2 separate regions of the Mus musculus genome follow, and region 2 is linked to region 1. Evidence: chromatin loops called from intact Hi-C (ENCODE). Cell type or tissue: heart. All regions are shown on one strand. Links, peaks and the distances in the headings refer to the core of each region. The heading gives the core; the rest is flanking DNA.

Region 1 (6,220 bases), core at 673-5,672:
TGTGTCTCTTAGTCATTTATGCCTTCTGTGTTTTTGGTTAAGACTTTAATATACTCTTTGGCTATAAATGCTCTTGAGTGTGGGTTCCAGAGTCTCATGTTCATTTATGTACTGACCACTGATGGGATATATTGCATCATGTAGAATGGCCAACTTGAGTTAGTTGGGGGCTTTCTTACATGTAGACATAAGACACAAGGACCTTATGGGGGAAAGGGGACTTATTGAAAGAAATAAGAAGGAAGAGCAGGATAAAGGATAAACAAGGCTATGGTTAGTAAAGCAAAAGTTCAGAGTCTGTCCTAGTCCTGACCTTCCCACTGGGGCTTGTACAGTATGATGGGCTCCCTATCTTGCTTGTGTGGGGCTTTTCTATTTATGTGCATACAATTTATACTCATTAGTATAATTCAGCTCCAGCAGGATACCTTAGATTTTCACAATTCTCTGTCTGAAAGAAGAAATGTGACCCCAGAGAAAGATATCTCACCTGGATAGATGGAACTGAAAAATGAAGTGTTTGTGAAATCATTGACATGTAACAAAAGAATGTTGGCTGAAGATACATACCATAATCCAGTGTATATTTAAATTTAAAGTAGGAGTCTGAAGCCAGGGCGTTATCCATAAGTGTGGCTGTGCAAGCTGAGTTGTATTGAGAGCAACCATGTAACAAACCAGGGATCACAGCATGTCTGTACTCCTCTTAGCACAGGGGGATGGGATGGAGACATGTGGATCTCCAAACTCATTAGCCAGCCTGCCAGACCAAATGCAGGACCACAGGCTCAATGAAAGATCTGGAGGACTGATTAGATTCCCAGCACCTAAGTAACATGTCATCACCTTCTGTAACTCCTGTTCCAGAGGATTCATCACCTTCTTTTGGCCTTCATGTCAAGCCTATATACAGTACATACTAGAAAAACACCAAACATAATAATAATAAATTTAAAAATAAAGTAGAGTGATTGAAGAAAACACTTTACATTCAGTCTTCACACATATGTAAACACACATAAAAACAAATGATGTATAACACACAGACACAAACATGAATGTGATTAAAAATATCAAAAAATAAAAGAAGTATTTGGGTTTTATTCAAGGATAGCATTTGAACTTTTGATTGCACTACAAACCCATACACTTCATTTTGATGCTGGGCTCATCAGACCCTGTCTCAAAGAATTATTGTTAATAATCCATACCTTTATCTCTTATAAACGTGTTGTTTTGCTGACGTTCAAAGTCACTGCTGACTGTTGCAGGAATGAAATGAAGTTTCCTGCAACAAGTGAAGCATCATTCTGGGACTTTAGAGGATGGAAGGAAATCAAGGTTTTTGTAGAAAATTTCTTCACCTGAGAAAAGAACTTAATGGCCTTTTTTTTTTTGAAGGTCCGACTTTTGAAAGCATAGGTAAATTGGATATAAGCAATAAAATGCTAAATAGCTTTGCACTTCTAAAAATGACAGGACCTTTTGGTTTCACATAGAACTAGAGCTGGGGGTGCACACCAAGCAGAGCACCATGGAAGACAAGGTGTGGAGACATAGGAAACCACCACTGCACCTGAGGGTGAACACATACATACACACACATACACACACACACACACACACACACACACATACACCCATACACATACACACATACACACACACACACACACACACACATACACGCATACACATACACACATACACACACACACACATACACACATACACATACACACATACACATACATACACACACATACACACACACATACACACACACTCATTGGAGCTGTGGTGCACACAGAGCAGCCCACTACTCTTGGGGAGCACACATATGCATCAAGGCAACACTGGGCAGAGGGTACACACGAATAACAATGTACCACTGAGCTGAAGAGTTGACATACACCTAGCAGCACTCCACTGGAAATATTCACTGCCTAACCTGGCTTGGCTGAGATCCTAACTGTCCTCAAGAAGATAAGTGCTGAAGTCTTGGTTAGCCTGAGACTCCTCTGGAAGATGGTTGGACATTCTGCAAATCGCCCTAGTTTTAGTGAGTTAGGTTTGGACACAGAGCACAGAAATGGGTATTGGCAGATCAGACCCCTCCCTTCTGCTTCCTGGTTATCAGAAGGTGACTGACTTTACCTCACCACATGCTCCTTGCCATTTTTAGCATGGCTTGTGAAAGACCACAAAGCAGTGGTGCCCACACACCATGGATTGAGTCTCTAAGGCTTGATTAAAAATAACTTTTCTTCCATCAAGGTTCAAATGTGTTTGGCCACATTGATAGAAAATGAGTACATTTGCTTTTTACTGTGGAAAGTGAGAAAATTATGCAAATGCAGAGTGAGTTTATTAATTCAGGCTGAGCATTTGCAGGCAATGATCTTTCCACATTCTTTATTTTATTTTATTTTATTTTAGTTTAGTTTTTTTCCACATTACATTTTGTCTGTGCTTAGTGTTTGGGATGAGTAAGCATACTTTTTAAATACATGCAGGCATTGCAGAGGGAAAAAAAGGCTGAAGATGGGTCAGATGGCATGTGGCAATCCTGCAATCCCAGACAGACGTGTAACATTACCTCTTTGGAGCAAACCATTACTATAAATCAATCATCAGCTGCTTTTAAGAAAGCCTCTCTAGCTGCATATGTATCAAAAGATGGCCTAGTCGGCCATCACTGCAAAGAGAGGCCCATCCCAGTACAGGGGAACGCCAGGGCCAAAAAGGGGGAGTGGGTGGGTAGGGGAGTGGGGGGGGGTATGGGGGACTTTTGGTATAGCTTTGGAAATGTAAATGAGCTGAATACCTAATAAAAATGGAAAAAAAAAGAAAGCCTCAAATTGCAGAGTAGGCTAATAAGGAACAGAGAAAAGTAGGGGTAAGGAGAATAGAGGGAAGTTAGTGGTGTTTTGTTTTTGTTTTTGTTTTTCTTTTTGTTTTTTTTTTTAAATAGAATTATGCCTGGCTTCTATTGTATCACTGAAGCTAATGAGACAAGATTGAAGCTACTCTTAGTATAGTAAAAATATTCAACTTGAAGTGATAGATATATTAATTATCCTGTATTGATCCTTGACTACTGTATTTATAAACTGAGATAGTATACAATAGTCCACAAATATGAATACTTACTGTGTCTGATTTTCTTTTAAATCTCTTCTGAATGCCAGTTTAAAAATATGTCCACCAAGCCCAATACCATGGATTGTCACAGCATATCAGTGAGAGCGAGGCATTCTAGTGTGGGTCTAAACTCTTCATTCTCCAGCCTCAAATGTCTTTGCTGGAGACGCCATACAATAGCCTTTGTCAAAACTGTTTATGCATTTTAGATTTCTGCTCATATGGTTATTTGTTTAATCTTCCTGTAGGAAGGAAAAAAATCCTGATTCATTTAACTTATTTTCCATTAGATAAATCCTCATTTCTCAGCTCTTGGCATGTGTTATGCCCTGTTTCTTGTCAATTGTTTTAGAGTACAAAAATGAGCAGCTGGATAACGAACTATAAAAAAGACATCACTCTGAGATGGGCCACATGGCCTCCCTCAGAAAAGGTCACATCAAGAACAACAGGAAGGTGGTGGGAAGTACTGGAGTCCCATTGTCATGAATTCTCATGATATAATACAAAAGGTAACTTGATGCCTTACTTCTGATACATACATTGTTTCAGAAACTGGAGAACCACAGACCCAAAGGCAAGCAAGTCCCAAGACTTGCCCATCACCTGGTAGCTAGAACCAGCTACTTGCTGGTTCCTTCTAGGTAGGAATGGGGTCTTGTGTTCTGGTAACCTGTTACCAACTCATTGCTTTTTATGAGACAGAAAACAGCACACCTATCTGACTCCATGTTCATCACATGCTAGAGGTTTTTTTTTTTTTTTTTTTTTTTTTTTGTACCAACTGAATTCCATTACTGAGCAGTAACTTGGAGAAATCTATGAGACTAGGCTCATGTTCTGACTTGGAAAAGCTTGGGGAATGTTGGGTCACATTCTATTGCATTCAGCAGCCCAAATGAATCTAGGGGAGTCCCCACTGAGGTCTAATCCTGTTGCCAGATTCTGAGATGACCAAGTCAAATGTCTGAGTTATAGACAAGTGAGCTCCAATTGTAACCAGTAAGAATGTCCCAGGACAGCCTGGGTCCAGCTAAGATGTAAGGCAGGAAGCTGTTCTTGTTGAGCAGTGCAGGAGGAAATCATCTGGGGATCCTCACATTTGCATAAGGAACACTGAGTGTGCTCTCAAAGGGTCACTCCTTGACAAGAGAGGTAAGGTGCTCTTGTTTCATAATTGTAATTTTGACGTTCTATTCAGTGTCGAAATCTACCCAGGAGGCAGCACCTGGCACTATATAAGGCACTGAGCTCAAGTCCCTCTGCATCTCTGCACCTCACCAGGCTTCAGTCATGAGGATCCATTACCTTCTGTTTGCATTTCTCCTGGTGCTGCTGTCTCCACTTGCAGGTGAGTCAGGGGAACAGGGTGATCCCAAATTGAAATGAGAGACATCACCATACAGTGTGTTTGTGTGTGTGTGTGTGTGTGTGTGTGTGTGTGTGTGTGTGTGTGTGTGTGGTGTGTGTGTGGGTGGGTGGGTGTCTATGTTTCTGTCCCTTAATCTTTGTGTGTCTGTCAGTCTTTCTCTCACTTTTTGTGTGAGAGTGTTTGTGTGTTCCTCTGTGCATGCATCTGTCTTTCTGTCTCTATGTGTGTATGCCTGTCTCTCTGTGTATATGTCCATCTCTATGTTTCTGTCTGTGTCTCTTTCTCCTTTTTCTAGGATACCCTCTTTACTTTGCATTTTTTCTTTCTTCTTAGCATTTTAGAAAATGTGTATTGTGTGATTACTAACACAAACCAAGGACTCTCTCTTTTTCCTTTGTAGGAGTCTAAGGTAGACACATGCTCTGCTGATCTGCAGCACTTGACTCCCATTTCCTAACTCCTGATGCTAACCTTATGATTATGAAATGAGTGTCTTATAGGTAGCTTAAAAATAATAACATGAAGAATGTTTGATTCTTACCTGAAAAGAATGGTATTAATTTAGAAATCTTTACATATAAGGAGTAGAGTCACTGCTTATTCTAGAGAATTCTCCAGAATAACCAGCCCTGCCTGTGTGTGAGAACTTCCTTTCCCCCTACCCCATGGAAACCCTTAAGCATACAGTGTCTACAGGGGTAATGAGGCTCATAGCTCAGAGGAGGCTATGAAACCCAGTCTCTCTATCTCTGCCTTAAGTGTATTCATGTGCACAGTCACACTCAGTGTCTGTTTAAGATACTATAACAAGGGAGTTGTGTGTGGAAAAGCAAAGGCAGGTCTGCTGATAAGCAGCTAGGGTCTCACACAGAATCATTCCTGAGCTCCTGCCTGCTGGCCCTGAAAACTCCAATCAGTCAGGCATGGAGCAGACCCTTCAACATTTGGGTCCTAGGAAAACCAGCACCCCCTCTACACTGCAACAATGCCTGTCTCTATCAAGATATGGATCTAGCCCAACTAAAATAGACATTCCTGATTTGGGGGAAGAGCCTGCTGGGATTAACTCATCATAAGAACACATTGGTATGTATTTCTGACATGGCACTTTTAATTTAAATGTGTTTTTTCTTACTTATCTTTAAGCTTTTATCCAAAATATCAACAAATATAGGATGATAGGAGGCAAATGTGTTGGTGAAAGGACATACCTCATAAGAATGGCAGTTGTAGAGTTTCTTACCTCATATGCTGCAAGATAGAGTAGAGAAGAAGTCAAAGATCCTGTGAAGCAAAAAAAAAAAAATAGTAGAAGATGGACAAAGCTTAAACCAAATTAAGGTTTCTTGATTAAATGCAAACAACTGTTGCCTAAGAGCTGTGTGAGCTTGCAGTTTCTTTTCTCTTGTTCTGGATTCTAAAATCCTTGCAGAAGTCAATCAGTGACATAAACAGGGCTCTCTTATGTTTCCAGAACTTATCACTATCTGTTCCTGTCTCTGATATGCTAGTGAACATCCTGTACCCAGCACACACAGCCATCCTGCCTGGCTGCTTCATCCCTTTGCCTCCTTAACCTCTGCTTCATCCACCCAATCGCCAGACAAGACAAAGATGGTGACCCCAGCTTCCCTTAAGCTTGTGCCTCTTAGTCATTTATGCCTTCTGTGGTTGTGGTCAAGACTTTTTAACAGGATTAGACCT
Region 2 (6,220 bases), core at 358-5,357, 270 kb before region 1:
TTCCGGAGATAAGACTCAGAGTACCCACCCCTTGGAGCCTGACTTTGGCCTTCATGTTCCCAGATGCCCACTTCATTGTTCTTTATTAATTTCCCCTCAACCCCTCCCTATTCCCCTCACTGTATGCTTAAAACCTGGCATTTCAGCCTAATAAACTGATACCTTGATAGGAACCTCTTCTTGGTCTCCGCTTCTCCTTTCTCTCCTTCCCATTTTCTCCCAGTTTTGTGGTTCCCCTCGTACCCATGAATAACTAGGTCCTGCTGGACAGGACAAAGCAACACTGGGGCAGAGGGTACACACGTATAACAATGTACCACTGAGCTGAAGAGTTGACACACACCTAGCAGCACTCCACTGGAAATGTTCACTGCCTAACCTGGCTTGGCTGAGATCCTAACTGTCCTCAAGAAGATAAGTGCTAAAGTCTTGGTTAGTCTGAGACTCCTCTGGAAGATCGTTGGAAATTCTGCAAATTGCCCTAGTGTTAGTGAGTTAGGTTTGGACACAAAGCACAGCAATGGGTCTTGACAGACCAGACCCCTCCTGTCTGCTTCCTGGCTATCAGAAGGTGACTGACTTTACCTCACCACATGCTCCTTGCCATTTTTAGTGTGGCTTGTGAAAGACCACAAAGCAGTGGTGCCCACACACCATGGATTGCGTTTCTAAGGCTTGAGTCAAAATAACTTTTATTCCATCAAGGTTCAGTTGTCAAATGTGTTTGGCCACATTGATAGAAAATGAGTACATTTGCTTTTTACTGTGGAAAGTGAGAAAATTATGCAAATGCAGAGTGAGTTTATTAATTCAGGCTGAGCATTTGCAGGCAACGATCTTTCCACATTCTTTATTTTATTTTAGTTTATTTTAGTTTAGTTTAGTTTTTTTCCACATTACGTTTTTGTCTGTGCTTAGTGTTTGTGATGAGTAAGCATACTTTTTCAATACATGCAGGCATTGCACAGGGAAAAAAGTCTGAAGATGGGTCAGATGGCACGTGGCAATCCTGCAATCCCAGACAGACATGCAACAGTACCTCTTTGGAGCAAACCATTACTATAAATCAATCATCAGCTGCTTTTAAGAAACCCTCAAATTGCAGAGTAGGCTAATAAGGAACAGAGAAAGGTAGGGGTAAGGAAAATAGAGGGAAGTTAGTGTTTTTCTTTTCTTTTTTTAATAGAATTATGCCTGGCTTCCATTGTATCACTGAAGCTAATGAGAGGAGATTGAAGCTACTCTTAGTATAGTAAAATTATTCAATTTGAAATGATAGATATATTAATTATCCTGTATTGATCCTTGCCTACTGTATTTATATACTGAGATAGTATACAATAGCCCACAAATATGAATACTTACTGTGTCTGATTTTCTTTTAAATCTCTTCTGAATGCCAGTTTCAAAATATGTCCTCTAAGCCCAATACCATGGATTGTCACAGCACATCAGTGAGAGTGAGGCATTCTAGTGTGGGTCTAAACTCTTCATTCTCCAACCTCAAATGTCTTTGCTGGAGACGCCATACAATAGCCTTTGTCAATGCATTATAGATTTCTGCTCATTTGTTTAATCTTCCTGTAGGGAGGGAAAAATTCCTGATTTATTTAAGTTATTTTCCATTAGATAAATACTCATTTCTCAGCTCTTGGCATGTGTTATGCCCTGTTTCTTGTCAATTATTTTAGAGTACAAAAATGAGCAGCTGGGTAATGAACTATAAAAGAGAAATCACTCTGAGATGAGCCACATGGCCTCCCCTTAGGGAGGAGGGACCTGTTCTTAACAGGTCCCATCAAGAACAACAGGAAGGTGGTGGGAAGTATTGGTGTCCCATTGTCATGAATTCTCATGATATAATCCAAAAGGTAACTTGACACCTCACCTCTGATACATACATTGTTTCAGAAACTGGAGAACCACAGACCCAAAGGCTAGCAATTCCCAAGAGCTGCCCATCACCTGGTAGCTAGAACCAGCTACTTGCTGTTTTCTTCTAGGTAGGAATGGCGCCTTGTGTTCTGGTAACCTGTTACTAACTCATTGCTTTCTCTGAAAGAGGAAACAGTACACTGTTCCTCCCTGTCCATCTTGCCTTATGTCCATCACATTGGGTGTATGGTGAGTTTCTGGAGGTTTTTAGTAGGAAATGAACTCCATTACTGAGCAGTAACTTGGAGAAATTTATGAGACTAGGCTCATGTTCTTACTTGGAAAAGCTTGGGGAACGTTTGGTCACATGTGTTACATGCAGCAGCCCAAATGACTCTAGGTGAAATGAGTCCCCACTGAGGCCTAATCTTGTTGCCAGACTCTGAGATGACCAAGTCAAATATCTGAGGTATAAACAAGTAAGCTCCAATTGTAACCAGTAAGTCTGTCCCAGGACAGCATGGGTCCCGCTCACCTAAGAAGTAGGGCAGGAATCTGCTCATGGTCAGCAGTGCAGGAGGAACTCCTCTGGGGATCCTCACATTTGCATAAGAGACTCTGAGTGTGCTCTCAAAGGGCCAATTTGACAAGAGAGATAAGATGCTCTGTGTTTCATAATTTTACGTCCTTGCATCCTAGTCAGTGTAAAATCCTAACGAGGAGGTAGCACATAACACTATATAAGGCACTGAGCTCAAATCCCTCTGCATCTGTGCCCCTCACCAGGCTTCAGCCATGAAGATCCATTACCTTCTCTTTGCATTTCTCCTGGTGCTGCTGTCTCCACTTGCAGGTGTGTCAGGGGAGTACGCGGTCCCAAAGTAAAAAGAGATAGCTCCCTACAGTGTGTGTGTGTGTGTGTGCGCGTGTGCGTGTGTGTGTGCGTGTGTGTGTGTGTTCCTGTCTCTTTTTCTGTGTGTGCCTTGGGCTCCACCTCTCCATATATATATGTCTCACTCTTTCTGTTTTTCTGTGGGTGCATGTCTGTCAGTCTTTCTGTATATGCTTATGCCTGTCTTTCTGTTATGTGTTCATCTCTCTGTCTCTGTTTCAGTCTCTCATACATTTCCTCTTCTACAGTTATTCCCTTCCTTTTTTTTCTTTCTTTCTTCTAAGCTCATTTCAGACAATGTGTATTGTGTAACTGCTAACATAAGCCAAGAATACTTCTTTTTGACTTCCAGGAGCCTCAGGTAGATTCATTCTGAGCTCATCTGCAGTCCTTGCCTTCCATTTCCTAACTCTTGCCACTAAACTTGAGATTATGGAATGATTCTTTTGTAAATAATAACATGGATATCCAGAAGATGTTCCAACTGGTAAGAAGGACACATACTCCACTATGTTCATAGCAGCCTTATTTATAATAGCCAGAAGCTGGAAAGAACCCAGATGCCCCTTAATAGAGGAATGGATACAGAAAATGTGGTACATTTACACAATGGAGTACTACTCAGCCATTAAAAAGAATGAATTAATAGAATTCCTAGGCAAATGGATGGACCTGGAGGGCATTATCCGGAGTGAGGTAACTCAATCACAAAAGAACTCACATAATATGTACTCACTGATAAGTGGACATTAGCCCAGAAACTTAGAATACCTAAGATATAAGTTACAATTTGCAAAACATATGAAACTCAAGAAGAACGAAGACCAAAGTGTGGACCCTTTGCCCCTTCTTAGAAGTGGGAACAAAACACTCATGGAAGGAGTTACAGAGGCAAAGGTTGGAGCTGTGATGAAAGGATGGACCATCTAGGGACTGCCATACCCGGGGATCCATCCCATAATCAGCCTCCAAACACTGACACCATTGCATACACTAGCAAGATTTTGCTGAAAGGACCCTGATATAGCTGTCTCTTGTGAGGCTATGCAGGGGCCTAGCAAACACAGAAGTGGATGCTCAGTCAGCTATTGGATGGATCACAGGCCCCCCCCAATGGAGGATCTAGAGAAAGTACCCAAGGAGCTAAAGGGGTCTGCAACCCTATAGGTGGAACAACAATATGAACTAACCAGTACTCCTCGGAGCTCGTGTTGCTAGCCACATATATATCAGAAGATGGCCTAGTCTGCCAACATTGGAAAGAGAGGCCCCTTTGTCTTGCAAACTGTATATACCTCAGTACAGGGGAATGCCAGGGCCAAGAAGTGGGAGTGGGTGGATAGGGGAGTGTGGGGGGGAGGGTATGCGGGACTTTTGGGATAGCATTGAAAATGTAAATGGAGAAAATACTTAATTAAAAAAACAAAAAAATAATAACATGAAGAATTTTGGATTCTTACCTGAACAGAAAGGTGTTTGTTTACTAATCTTTATATTTAAGGTGTCGATTCTCTGATACTCTAGAGAATCCTCCAGAATAATCATCCCAGCCTCTATCTGAGAACTTCCTGAAACCCTACCCCTATGGAAGATCCTTAAACACACACTGTCTACAGGGACAATCAGGCTCAGAGCTCAGGGAGGCTATGAAGCACAGCTTCTCAAACTCTGCCTAAACTGTATTTTGTGCAAAATATATAATTTTATATTCTTTCAAATTATGTGTACATATATGGATCTGTGTATATGAATGTGCCAGGCACTACAGTAATCACAGAGGTCATAAAGGAACATCCAGTCTCTCAGAGTTGGAATTATAGGCACATATGGGCTGCCTGATATGGTACTAGGAAGTTATCTCAGGTCTTCTGTAGGAGTGGTATGCTCTCCTAACTGCTGAGCCATCTTTCCAGGCTCTAAGTTTATTTCATCCTTCACATTAGGTAAACAGAAGGAAAAGGATACACAGTTCAAGAGAGGGAGGTAAAGCAAATAAGAGAGTATTTGAACGAATGAAGTAAAGGCCTCAAACTGCATCAGACAGAAAATATAGAGATAGAAACATAATTTCACTCATTTTGTTGCTGGGTTCTGGTTCACAGAGGACATCTGTGTTCCATGAGATATACAGACACTATCTATGACTTTTAGAGAAATGTAAAGAAGGAAGGAGTGGGGAGAGCAAAGGATAAGTTTAAGACTTAATTTTAGACGTTGGATGCTATCAAAAAAGTTCATTTTTCTTTAGGTTTCCATTGTAAGTTACTTAGGAACCACGTTATCCTTAAGAAAGTTCTATTCCCCGAGATTTGGGTCCAATACTTAGTTTAAAATAGGTACCTAGAATTCAAAATACCTTAGTTAAAAATAGGAAGATGACTCAGTGAATAAATGCACTTTTGCAAGTATGAAGATCTAGCATCCATGTAAAAGCAGAGAGAGCATCTTGTGCACATCTGTACTGCTAGGACTAAGAATCACAGAGGCACACTCGTGAGTCAGCCAGCCAATTCCACTGATTTAGTTCCAGGTCCAGTGAGGAACTCTTTCTCAAACAACGAGGTAGAGAGAAATTGATGAACCTGTCTTAGGCCAGCCTCTGGCCTCTATATGTGTGTGTACACATGCACATTCATGTGCACAGTCACAGTGTCTGCTTCAGATACTAGAAGTAGGGACTTGTGTGTGGAAAAGCAAAGGCAGGGCTGCTGAGAAGCAGCTAGGGACTCACAAAGAGTCTTTTCTGAGCTCCTGCCTGCTGTACCTGAAAACTCCAGTCAGGGGTGGGGCAGACCCTTCAACATTTGGGTCCTAGGAAAACCAGCACCCCCTCTATACTGTAACAGTACCTGTCTCTATCAAGAATTGGATTCAGCCCTGCTAAAACAGACATCCCTGTTTGGGGGAAGAGCCTACTGGGATCTACTCATCATAAGAACACATTGGTATGTATTTCTGACCTGGCACTTTCAATTCTAATGTGTGGTTTTTCTTACTTATCTTTCAGCTTTAGCAAAACAATCAACAATCCAGTAAGTTGCTGTATGATTGGAGGCATATGCAGGTATCTGTGCAAGGGCAACATTCTTCAGAATGGCAGTTGTGGAGTTACTAGTCTCAACTGCTGCAAGAGAAAATAGAGAAGAAGTCAAAGATCCAGTGAACCAAAGAAAACAATTTGCACCTCCATGAAGATGAACAAAACATAAACTAAATTAAAGTTCCTTGATTAAATGCAAACGCATGTTGGTAAGAACTGTGTGAGCTCACAGTTTGTTTTCTCTTGCTCTGAATTCTAAAATCCTGGCAGAAGTCAATCAGTGACTCAAGTAGGGCTTTCTTATGGTTTCCAGCTATATTTATGGCTATCTGTTCCTGTCTCTGATATGCTAATTGATTTCCTGTAGCCAGCACACACAGCCATCCTGTCTGTCTTCTTCATCCCTTTGCCTG

The links. Hi-C counts contacts between places; a loop is a spot of excess contacts. Peaks named below come from ENCODE experiments on the same cell type or tissue, not always from the same donor. Only the 100,000 strongest peaks of a DNase experiment are listed, where the experiment ranks them.
Region 2: it touches region 1 in a loop (12-fold over the local background); 5 of 42 quality-filtered maps call a loop at or near these places.

What each region holds. Positions count from the first base shown.
Region 1 is chr8:19,519,310-19,525,529 of GRCm38, forward strand. No RefSeq gene overlaps it. Among named protein-coding and RNA genes, the nearest start is that of Defb7, 27 kb to the left of the region's middle. In heart, for the core only: no CTCF peak of the experiment used is centred there; no DNase peak of the experiment used is centred there.
Region 2 is chr8:19,244,922-19,251,141 of GRCm38, forward strand. It overlaps Defb5 (defensin beta 5), which reads left to right and starts at 2,671. Exons shown (of 2, transcript NM_030734.2): 1 at 2,671-2,732; 2 at 5,775-5,907. The coding sequence starts at 2,671. The coding sequence ends at 5,907. In heart, for the core only: no CTCF peak of the experiment used is centred there; no DNase peak of the experiment used is centred there.